2 separate regions of the Homo sapiens genome follow, and region 1 is linked to region 2. Evidence: read pairs that join two places in POLR2A ChIA-PET (ENCODE). Cell type or tissue: CD4-positive, alpha-beta T cell. All regions are shown on one strand. Links, peaks and the distances in the headings refer to the core of each region. The heading gives the core; the rest is flanking DNA. Region 1 has its middle 80 kb from the start of BCAS1-AS1. Region 2 has its middle 110 kb from the start of ZNF217.

What was found. ChIA-PET counts read pairs that join two places held together with the same protein. Peaks named below come from ENCODE experiments on the same cell type or tissue, not always from the same donor. Only the 100,000 strongest peaks of a DNase experiment are listed, where the experiment ranks them.
Region 1: POLR2A ChIA-PET joins it to region 2 with 5 read pairs; 8 of 35 experiments call an interaction of 5 or more read pairs at or near these places.

Annotation. Positions count from the first base shown.
Region 1 is chr20:53,833,355-53,837,750 of GRCh38, forward strand. No RefSeq gene overlaps it. Among named protein-coding and RNA genes, the nearest start is that of BCAS1-AS1, 80 kb to the right of the region's middle. In CD4-positive, alpha-beta T cell, for the core only: no CTCF peak of the experiment used is centred there; a DNase peak (open chromatin) is centred at 2,327; H3K4me3 peaks cover 401 bases; H3K27ac peaks cover 161 bases.
Region 2 is chr20:53,706,537-53,710,932 of GRCh38, forward strand. No RefSeq gene overlaps it. Among named protein-coding and RNA genes, the nearest start is that of ZNF217, 110 kb to the left of the region's middle. RefSeq lists an enhancer at 1,467-1,516. In CD4-positive, alpha-beta T cell, for the core only: no CTCF peak of the experiment used is centred there; DNase peaks (open chromatin) are centred at 195, 1,315 and 1,915; H3K4me3 peaks cover 220 bases; H3K27ac peaks cover 2,038 bases.

The sequences.
Region 1 (4,396 bases), core at 223-4,222, 130 kb after region 2:
TGAAGTGCAATAACATCTAGATTGTTTGACCTCAGGGCAGAATTTACAGTAACTACCTGCTCTTACACAGGAACAATAGACAATCTGGAAATCTTGGAGGCCTTCTGGGGAACTAGGGTTAATCAGAAGTCAACATGTCGGGTTAGCTTCCAAGATGGCGCTGCTTTAGCCTCCACAATACGTGTCTTTGTTACTGATTGTCTTTATTACACATTATAACCCCTGTTAAGGGGTAGCCTTGGCTCATTGCTAGCAGTGGTTAAGAGACATACATATCTAATACATAAAAGTAATGACAAAAACCACAATTACTTTTCCACCAACCTAATGTTAATATTAAAACATGGCCCTTTAGAGCAATTCACAAGGCACACTAGCCCTGACACTGATGGGTCAGGTGACATTTCTTAGGGGAAGCACCTTCTCAACTGAAAGCCGGTGGCGAGTCCAAGTTGGCTGGATAAAACGTTTAAGCGGGAGGGAAGAGTGTGTGCAAAGACCCGGGATGAGGAACTATTCTGGCAGTTTAAGGAACTGGAATAAGTCAAGCCTGGCTGAGACACAAGCTCCAAAGCCTCTGGGAACCAGGTAGAATATATTAGGGTGAATCATATAATACTCAACAATTTTCAGACTATAAGAACAGCGATTACCTACGGTTTAGCCTAAGAGGATGGCTAAAGTGTGCTGTGTGTTAAAAACAAAAATGTAAACCACAACAACAGCAAGTTCCTTGATAAATTGTGGGGCAGGAAACATTGGGTCTCAATGAGCAGCCGTGGCCACTTGGGCTGGCGGAACATGTGGAGTGGAGCACCTGTGCAAAGGGTGGCCCCAGTGCATTGCCACCACAGACGCCCTGTGTGACTAAATACTCAGCTATGTGCATTTTTAAAGGGAAGTCCAAAAATAACACTTTATAGGTTGTCTTTTGATTTTAAAATGTTAGTGTGCTCTCTCTCTCTCTCTCTTTCTCTCTCTCTCCCTTTCTCTTTTGGCTAGGGGAGCAGAGTAGGGACCAGAGTATTTGCAGGCTGAATGTGGCCCCTAAACTACTTGAAGCCAATCTTTGGCTCAGAGTTTAGACTAAGGTGGGCAGGAATGAGGCACCTTCTGATTTTTTTAATTTTTAATTTTTAGGAGCACCTCGTTGAATGATTTTTTTACTTTTTCTTGCTCTGCTTGAAATCTTTTCCTTTTATTTTTTGAGACAGAGTCTTCCTTTGTTGCCCAGGCTGGAGTGCAGTGGCAGGATCTCAGCTCACTGCAATCTCTGCCTCCCGGGTTCAAGCAATTCTTCTGCCTCAGCCTCCGAAGAGCTGGGATTACAGGCATGTGCCACTATGCCTGGCTAGTTGTTTTTTTTTTATATATATATTTTTAGTAGAGACAGGGTTTCGCCATGTTGGCCAGGCTAGTCTCGAACTCTTGACATCAGGTGATACACCTGCCTTGGCCTCCCAAAATGTTGGGATTACAGGTGCAAGCCACCTTGCCTGGCCAGAAAATCTTTTCCTTCTAAAGCCCTCCAGTGGCTACTGCGGCACTTAGAATCAAGTTCAAATTCTTTGCCATGGTTTATAAGACTTCCCCCAGCCCTGACCTGATATACCCTGTAGCCTCTCAACTGTTGAGAGGAACCTCTTCTACTGTTCCTCCGTAACAGTGCTCTAACTGCACTTAACTTTAAAACAATTTTTTTTTTTGAGACGGAGTCTCACTCTGTCACCAGGCTGGAGTGCAGTGGCGCGATCTCGGCTAACTGCCACCTCTGCCTCCTGGGTTCAAGTGTGCCTCCCAGGTTCATTCAATTCTCCTGCCTCAGCCTCCTGAGTAACTGGGACTACAGGCGTGTGCTACCACGCCCAGCTAATTTTTGTATTTTTAGTAGAGACGGGGTTTCACCCTGTTGGCCAGGATGGTCTCGATCTCTTGACCTCGTGATCCGCCTGCCTCGGCCTCCCAAAGTGCTGGGATTATAGGCGTGAGCCACCGCGCCTGGCCTAAAACAATTTTTAAAACTCACCAAGTTTTTTTGCCCCAGGACCTTTGCACTGGCTGTTCTGTCTGTTTGATATGCGTCTCTCTTAGGTGATCACAAGGCTGGCATCTCCTCATTCAGAGTTCAGGTCCAATGTTATCTCCTTGGGGAGGCTGTGTCAAGGATCACCAAGTCACTCTCAGACTTGAGGACTTGCCAGGAGAACTCACAGGACTGAGCATCTAGTAGTGCGCATGACTCACGTGTATTGCAATAAAAGGACGCCAAGCCAAATCAGCGAAGGGAAAAGGCACTCGGGGTGATGTCTAGGGGAGACCGGGTGCAAGCTTCCAAGAACCCTCTTGCAGAGGAGTCACACAGGACGTGCGTACTTCCCCAGCGACAGTGGTGGCAACAGGTGTCACATGTTATCTACCAAGGAAGCTTATTAGAGACCCAGTGCCCAGGGTTTTACTGGGGGCTGGTGAAATGCATACCCAAATCCAGATTCCCAGAAGGAAAGCAGATATTCTGCATAGACTGTGTCGTCTGTACAAACAGTTTAGGCACAGTGAGCCATTCTTTCTTTTTCTGTTGGTTTGTATCTTTTTATTTCATAAATTGTTTTTACAACTCCCTATGGTTATGACCACCTAATGCCAAAGTAAAAATTTTGAATTGCCAGATTTTTATGAACTGTCAGAACAGTATGTAAAACTATACTTTAAAATAAAACTATAAAATAAAAAAATTAAAAATATTAAAAAAATTAAAAATAACTATAAAAGGTTGAGGGTCACCAATCATTCTAAAGAATAGAGACAAAAGGAGAAGCATATTGTTGTTTATTTAATATAATCATAAAAGTTCTGTAACACTGTCATTCAGGTAGAATTTGTGTCATTAGGCCAGGCGCGGTGGCTTACACCTGTAATCCCAGCACTTTGGGAGGCCGAGGAGGGCGGATTACAAGGTCAGGAGATCGAGACCATCCTGGCTAACACAGTGAAACCCTGTCTGTACTAAAAATACAAAAGAAATTAGGCGGGCACTGTGGCTGGTGCCTGTAGTCCCAGCTACTCAGGAGGCTGAGGCAGGGGAATGGCGTGTTCCCGGAAGGTGGAGCTTGCAGTGAGCCGAGATCATGCCACTGCACTCCAACCTGGGCAACAGAGCAAGACTCTGTCTCAAAAAAAAAAAAAAAAAAAAGAAATTGTGTCATTAATTATTAATGTCCCTATCTATTATCTAGGATTGACACTTTGAGGAAATTGACTGTTTTTGTAGATCCACTTCAGATAAGAGCTCATAGCGATAGATCTAGTGGCTTAGCTGCTTTAAGATTATCTCATGAAATGTTGCAATAAAAAATTATTTTTCGGCCTGTCGTGGTGCCTGTAATCCTAACATTTTGGGAGGCCGAGGTGGGAGGATCACTTGGGGTCGGGAGTTTGAGACCATCCTGGCCAACATGGTAAGACCCCGTCTCTACTAAAAATACAAAAATCAGCTGGGCATGGTGGCGGGCGCCTGTAGTCCCAGCTGTGCAACGCGGGAGGCTGAGACAGGAGAATAGTTTGAACCCGGGAGGTTGCGGTGAGCCGAGATAACGCCATTGCACTCCAACCTGGGCGACAGAGCAAAACTCTGCCTCAAAAAGAAAAAAAAATTACTATATATTTTGTCAAGTCACTCTTAATAGTTAATGGTGGGAATCCTCCTGAGATCCAAGCTTTCAGACAGTGGTCAAGGGCCCATAGCAAGTAGACGTTTCTGAGGAGGGCAGTCTCACACTGCTATTTAAACTCTTTCCTGCGCAGAGGGCTTCCCTGAGCACACCCCCAAAGTTACTCTCCCCTCAGTCAGTTTCTGATCTATAATTCGGTTTTCTTTTCTTCTTGGTCCTTACTACAGTCTAACATAATCCCATTTATTTCTTTGCTTACTGGTGGGCTGCCTGTCAGGTAAAGATGTGGACTTCTTGTGAGAGGAAACCACACCTGACGATTTGCTGTTTGAACCCTAGTGTCTATAACATTGCCTGGCTCAGGTAATCAGCGACCATTTATTAAATGAATTAACAAATGATTCACCTGTCCATTGCTCAAGGATAATGCTTGCTCCCTGATGGGACAAGAATGACTTCCTTTTACTTGTCCTAAGTGCTCCTCTTTCAGGCTTTGCACTTTGGCCTGTGGGTGCCCTGCTCAAGGTGTTGGCTGACTTGCTCAGCTGAGAGGCAGCTCTCCTGGGTGGGAACAGTCTAGTTTATCCTCTCCCTGGCCAGGCGGACTGACTCTTCTTTTCTTTTCTCTTTTCTTTTTTCTTTTCTTTTCTTTTCTTTTCTCTTTTCTCTTCTCTTTCCTTTTCTTCTCCCTCCCTCCCTCCCTGCTTGCTTGCTTTCCCTTCCTTCCC
Region 2 (4,396 bases), core at 118-4,117:
ATTGAAAGATCCTCTCTACCAGTTCTGAGAAGCAATTTGTTATTTTCCTCTAAACCCCTCGGTTGTGGCGAGACTTTCCTCCCAGCTGAATCGGTCTGCTGCAAGAATGTACTTGCGTGATACTTAATCCCTTAGTGGGAGCCCAGATAGAGTTTCTTGCCAGAACTAGAGATTGCCCCTTTTACAAATTCCCCTTTCTAAGCAAGCTATGATAACCCACATTTGGGGCCTGCAACATCCTTTCAGTGCATTTTTAAACAAGAGAAAAGGGCTCCATCTTGTATCATAAATTACAGTAACATCCTTTCTAACCACAGAGGTGCAGTTCACATGAGCAGAAACAGTCTATTTCAGGATCTCATGGGTAAGCTGTATACCCATGAACAACTGTATAAAGTAACTGTTTATAACTCCTAGACCAGTGGCACTCTGGTTAACTGGTTCTAGTGGGTGGAGGCAGAGGAGTCTTGGTTGTGTTTGTCAGTTTCCACGGTGTAAATATTCCCACCATGTCTAATTTTAGACTGCAGTCTGTGAGGATAGAGTTGAAAAGACATGTGCAAAATCAGCTTTCCAGAGCCAGTACAAAGAGTTCTGATGCACCACATTCTCAAACCTTCCTTTGACTTGAGACCCAGAACCGAAATCTCTTGAAACAGCAGCATCCTATTCTTTCTTGGACAAAGTTAACAAAAATGAGGTTTTGTTACAACCATGATATCTTGTCTCCATCACAAAACCCCAGAGGCCTTGCTAATTCTTTCCAAGTAACAGAATTTACCTAAATTGTGCCAAAGTTAATATTAAACCTCAATCACTGTTCTGACCCAGGGCATAAACATCCTGAGAAATCAAATGCTTTTTTGTATTAAATACATGTGTACGCACACACACAAGCTCACACACACATGCGCACACATACACACACAAACACAAGCACACACATATATACAAGCACACACACACACAAACACATACACACAAGCACACACATATATACAAGCGCACACATACACATGCACACAGGCTCAAACACACACATGCACATACACGTACACATGCATTCACACATTTACATACACATATACACAGGCACACAATACACACCTGCACACATACACACACATATACACACACAAAGCATCTCATTAGTGACTCCCTGCTGTGAAAGGAATTTTATTTAAAAATAATTGTCACATGTACTTTAGGACTTGTAATTATTTTAACAAAATGTTCTTGTCATGTTGATGACATTCTAATGACATGTTATTGGTATTTTTGTTCTCCAAATGCGAATGTTTCCCAGGAAACTGACCAGTGGGAAGGAAGGTGGGTGGGGAAGTGAAAGTGTGTCAGAAACTGCAAGTTAGAGTTCTGCTTAACTCAGTTTAAGTTCTAGGGTGACTAACATTTTCTAGGGAGGAAGAGCGTTCTGGTTTCTTAGGAGTAACTGCAAACCCCTTCTCTGGGATCCTCTGAGCTTCCTCTGCATCCTGAGCAAATGCTTGTGACACAGAGTTGGTGCTTTTGATTTCTTTATCTGATTATCCTATTAGATCAGGCTCTTCATCAAGTAGCTGGCTTCTTTATCTCTTTAACACTCTCCAGTGTCCAGAAAAGTACCTGAATTTGTGTGTGGAACAAGTGACATGACTTATTTTCAAAATGAAAATGATACCATTGAGATTTCAAGATTCAAATGAGCTCATATTTTTTATGAATTCATCCTATGCAATTCAGCCCCTTTTAAGGTCTCTACCGTGGCAGCCAACTCTGTTGAAAGTAGCATGGGAGAGAGTGGTTTTTGCAGATGGCTCAAGCAAATGACAAGGGGGTGATGTGTGGGTTAAAGGCAGCAGGTTAATAGTGTGGGCAGAGAGAGGAATGTGGAACGGAATCACAGCTTTGTTGTGGCACTGAATCGCTGTGAGCATTGGTTTGCTCAGCTGTAAACTAGGCTCACATCTAAAGCCTAAAGACGTTGTAAAGATTAAATGAGATAATACGCATGGAAGGCTTAACAGGCTGACTGGTCCAGGGTCATTTTCACTCAACAAATGTAGTTCCTGTCCCTGCCTTCCTCCCTCCACCAACTACCTCTTTTTTTTCAGTTAAGTGTGTTTTTAAAAATTGTGGTAAAATATACGAGACAAAAATCTACCAGTCTGACCATCCTCCCCTCCCCTCCCCTCCCCTCCCCTCCCCTGTCTTCTTTTCTTTCTTTTTTTTAACAGGGTTTCACTTTGTTGCCCAGGCTAAAGTGCAGTGGCATAGTGACAGCTCACTGCAGCTTTGACCTCCCCAGGCTCAAGCCATCCTCCCATCCTAGCCTCCAGAGTAGCTGGCACTACAGGCATGTACCACCATGCCCAGCTAATTTTTCTATTTTTTTTTTTTTTTTGTAGAGATGGGGTCTTGCTATGTTGCTCAGGCTGATCTCTCAAACTCCTGGGCTCAAGCAATCCTCCCACCTCAGCCTCCCAAAATGTTGGGATTACAGGCATGAGCTACCATGCATGGCCTCATTGTAACCATTTTTCAAGGCATGGTTCAGTGACAGTAAGTACATTCACCTCATTGTGCACCCACCACCACCATCCATCTCCAGAACTTTTTCATTATTCCAAACTGAAATGCCATCCCTGTTAAACACTAACTCCCCGGCCAGGCATGGTGGCTCAGGCCTGTAATCCCAGCACTTTGGGAGGCCGAGGTGGATGGATCACAAGGTCAGGAGTTTGAGACCAGCCTGGCCAATGTGGTGAAACCCCGTCTCTACAAAAAATACACAAATTAGCCAGGCGTGGTGGCGTGCACCTATAGTCCCAGCTACTTGGGAGGCTGAGGCAGGAGAATTGCTTGGACCCAGTAGGCGGAGGTTGCAGTGAGCTGAGATCGCGCCACTGCACTCCAGCCTGGCTGACAGAGCAAGACTCTGTCTCAAGAAAAACAAAACAAAACAAAAAAAACACACTAACTCCCATCCGCCCCTTTCCCACCTCCTGGCAACCTCCACTCTACTTTCCGTCTCTATACATTTCACTATTCTAGGTATCTCATATAAGTGGAACCATACAATATTCATATTTGTCCTTTTGTGTCTCGCCTCATGCACTTAGCATAATGTCCTCAAAATTCATCCATGTTGAGGCATATATCAGTATTCCCCTTTTTTTTTTTTTTTTTGAGACCGGCTCTCACTCTGTTGCCCAGGCTGGAGTGCAGTGACACAATCACAGATCACTGCAGCCTCGACCTCCCGAGCTCAGGGCTCAGGCAATCCTCCCACCTCAGCCTCCCAAGTAGCTGGGACCACAGATGCACACTGCTACATCTGGCTAATATTTCCTATTATTTTTGTAGAAGGGGATCTCCCTGTGTTGCCCAGGCTGGTCTTGAACTCCTGAGCGCGAGTGATCCTTCTTGGCCTCCCAAAGTGATGGGATTATAGGCGTGCCACCACACCCAGCCCAGAATTCTATTTTTTAAGGTGGAATAATATTCCATTGCATGTATATATTACATTGTGTTAATCTGTTCATCTGATGATGTACATTTGAGTTATTTCCACATTTTCACTATTGTGAATAATGCTGTGGTGAGTCCTGGTGTACCAATATCTGTTTGAGCCACCTCCTTTTTCAAAAGTGTGTTTGACAGTCTTGGACTCCATTCTTTTTTTTTTTTTGAGATGGAGTCTCGCCCTGTCGCCCAGGCTGGAGTGCAGTGGCGTGATCTCGGCTCACTGCAACCTCTGCCTCCCGGGTTCATGCCATTCTCCTGCCTCAATCTCCTGAGTAGCTGGGACTACAGGCGCCTGCCACCACGCCCGGCTAACTTTTTATATTTTTAGCAGAGATGGGGTTTCACCGTGTTAGCCAGGATGGTCTCGATCTCCTGACCTTGTGATCCGCCTGCCTCGGCCTCCCAAAGTGCTGGGATTACAGGCGCGAGCCACTGCACCCGGCCTTGGACTCCATTCTTACCTAAGACATTGATGGTATGTGTTCCAGAACAGCCTCCAATCTCCCTCCTTAGGATTCCTTGAGTCCAGGAGTTCGAGACCAACCTGACCAACATAGCGAGACCCTGTTTCTACAAAAAATAAAAAATTAGCCAGGCCAGGCACGGTGGCTCACGCCTGTAATCCCAGCACTTTGGGAGGCCGAGGTGGGTGGATCACCCAAGGTCAGGAGTTCGAGATCAGCCTGGCCAACATGGTGAAACCCCATCTCTACTAAAAATACAAAAATTAGCCAGGTGTGGTGGCATGCGCCTGTAATCTCAGATACTCAGCAGGCTGAGGCAGGAGAATTGCTCGAACCCTGGAGGTGGAGGCTGCAGTGAGCCGAGATTGTGCCACTGCACTCCAGCCTGTATGACAGAGTGCGACTTC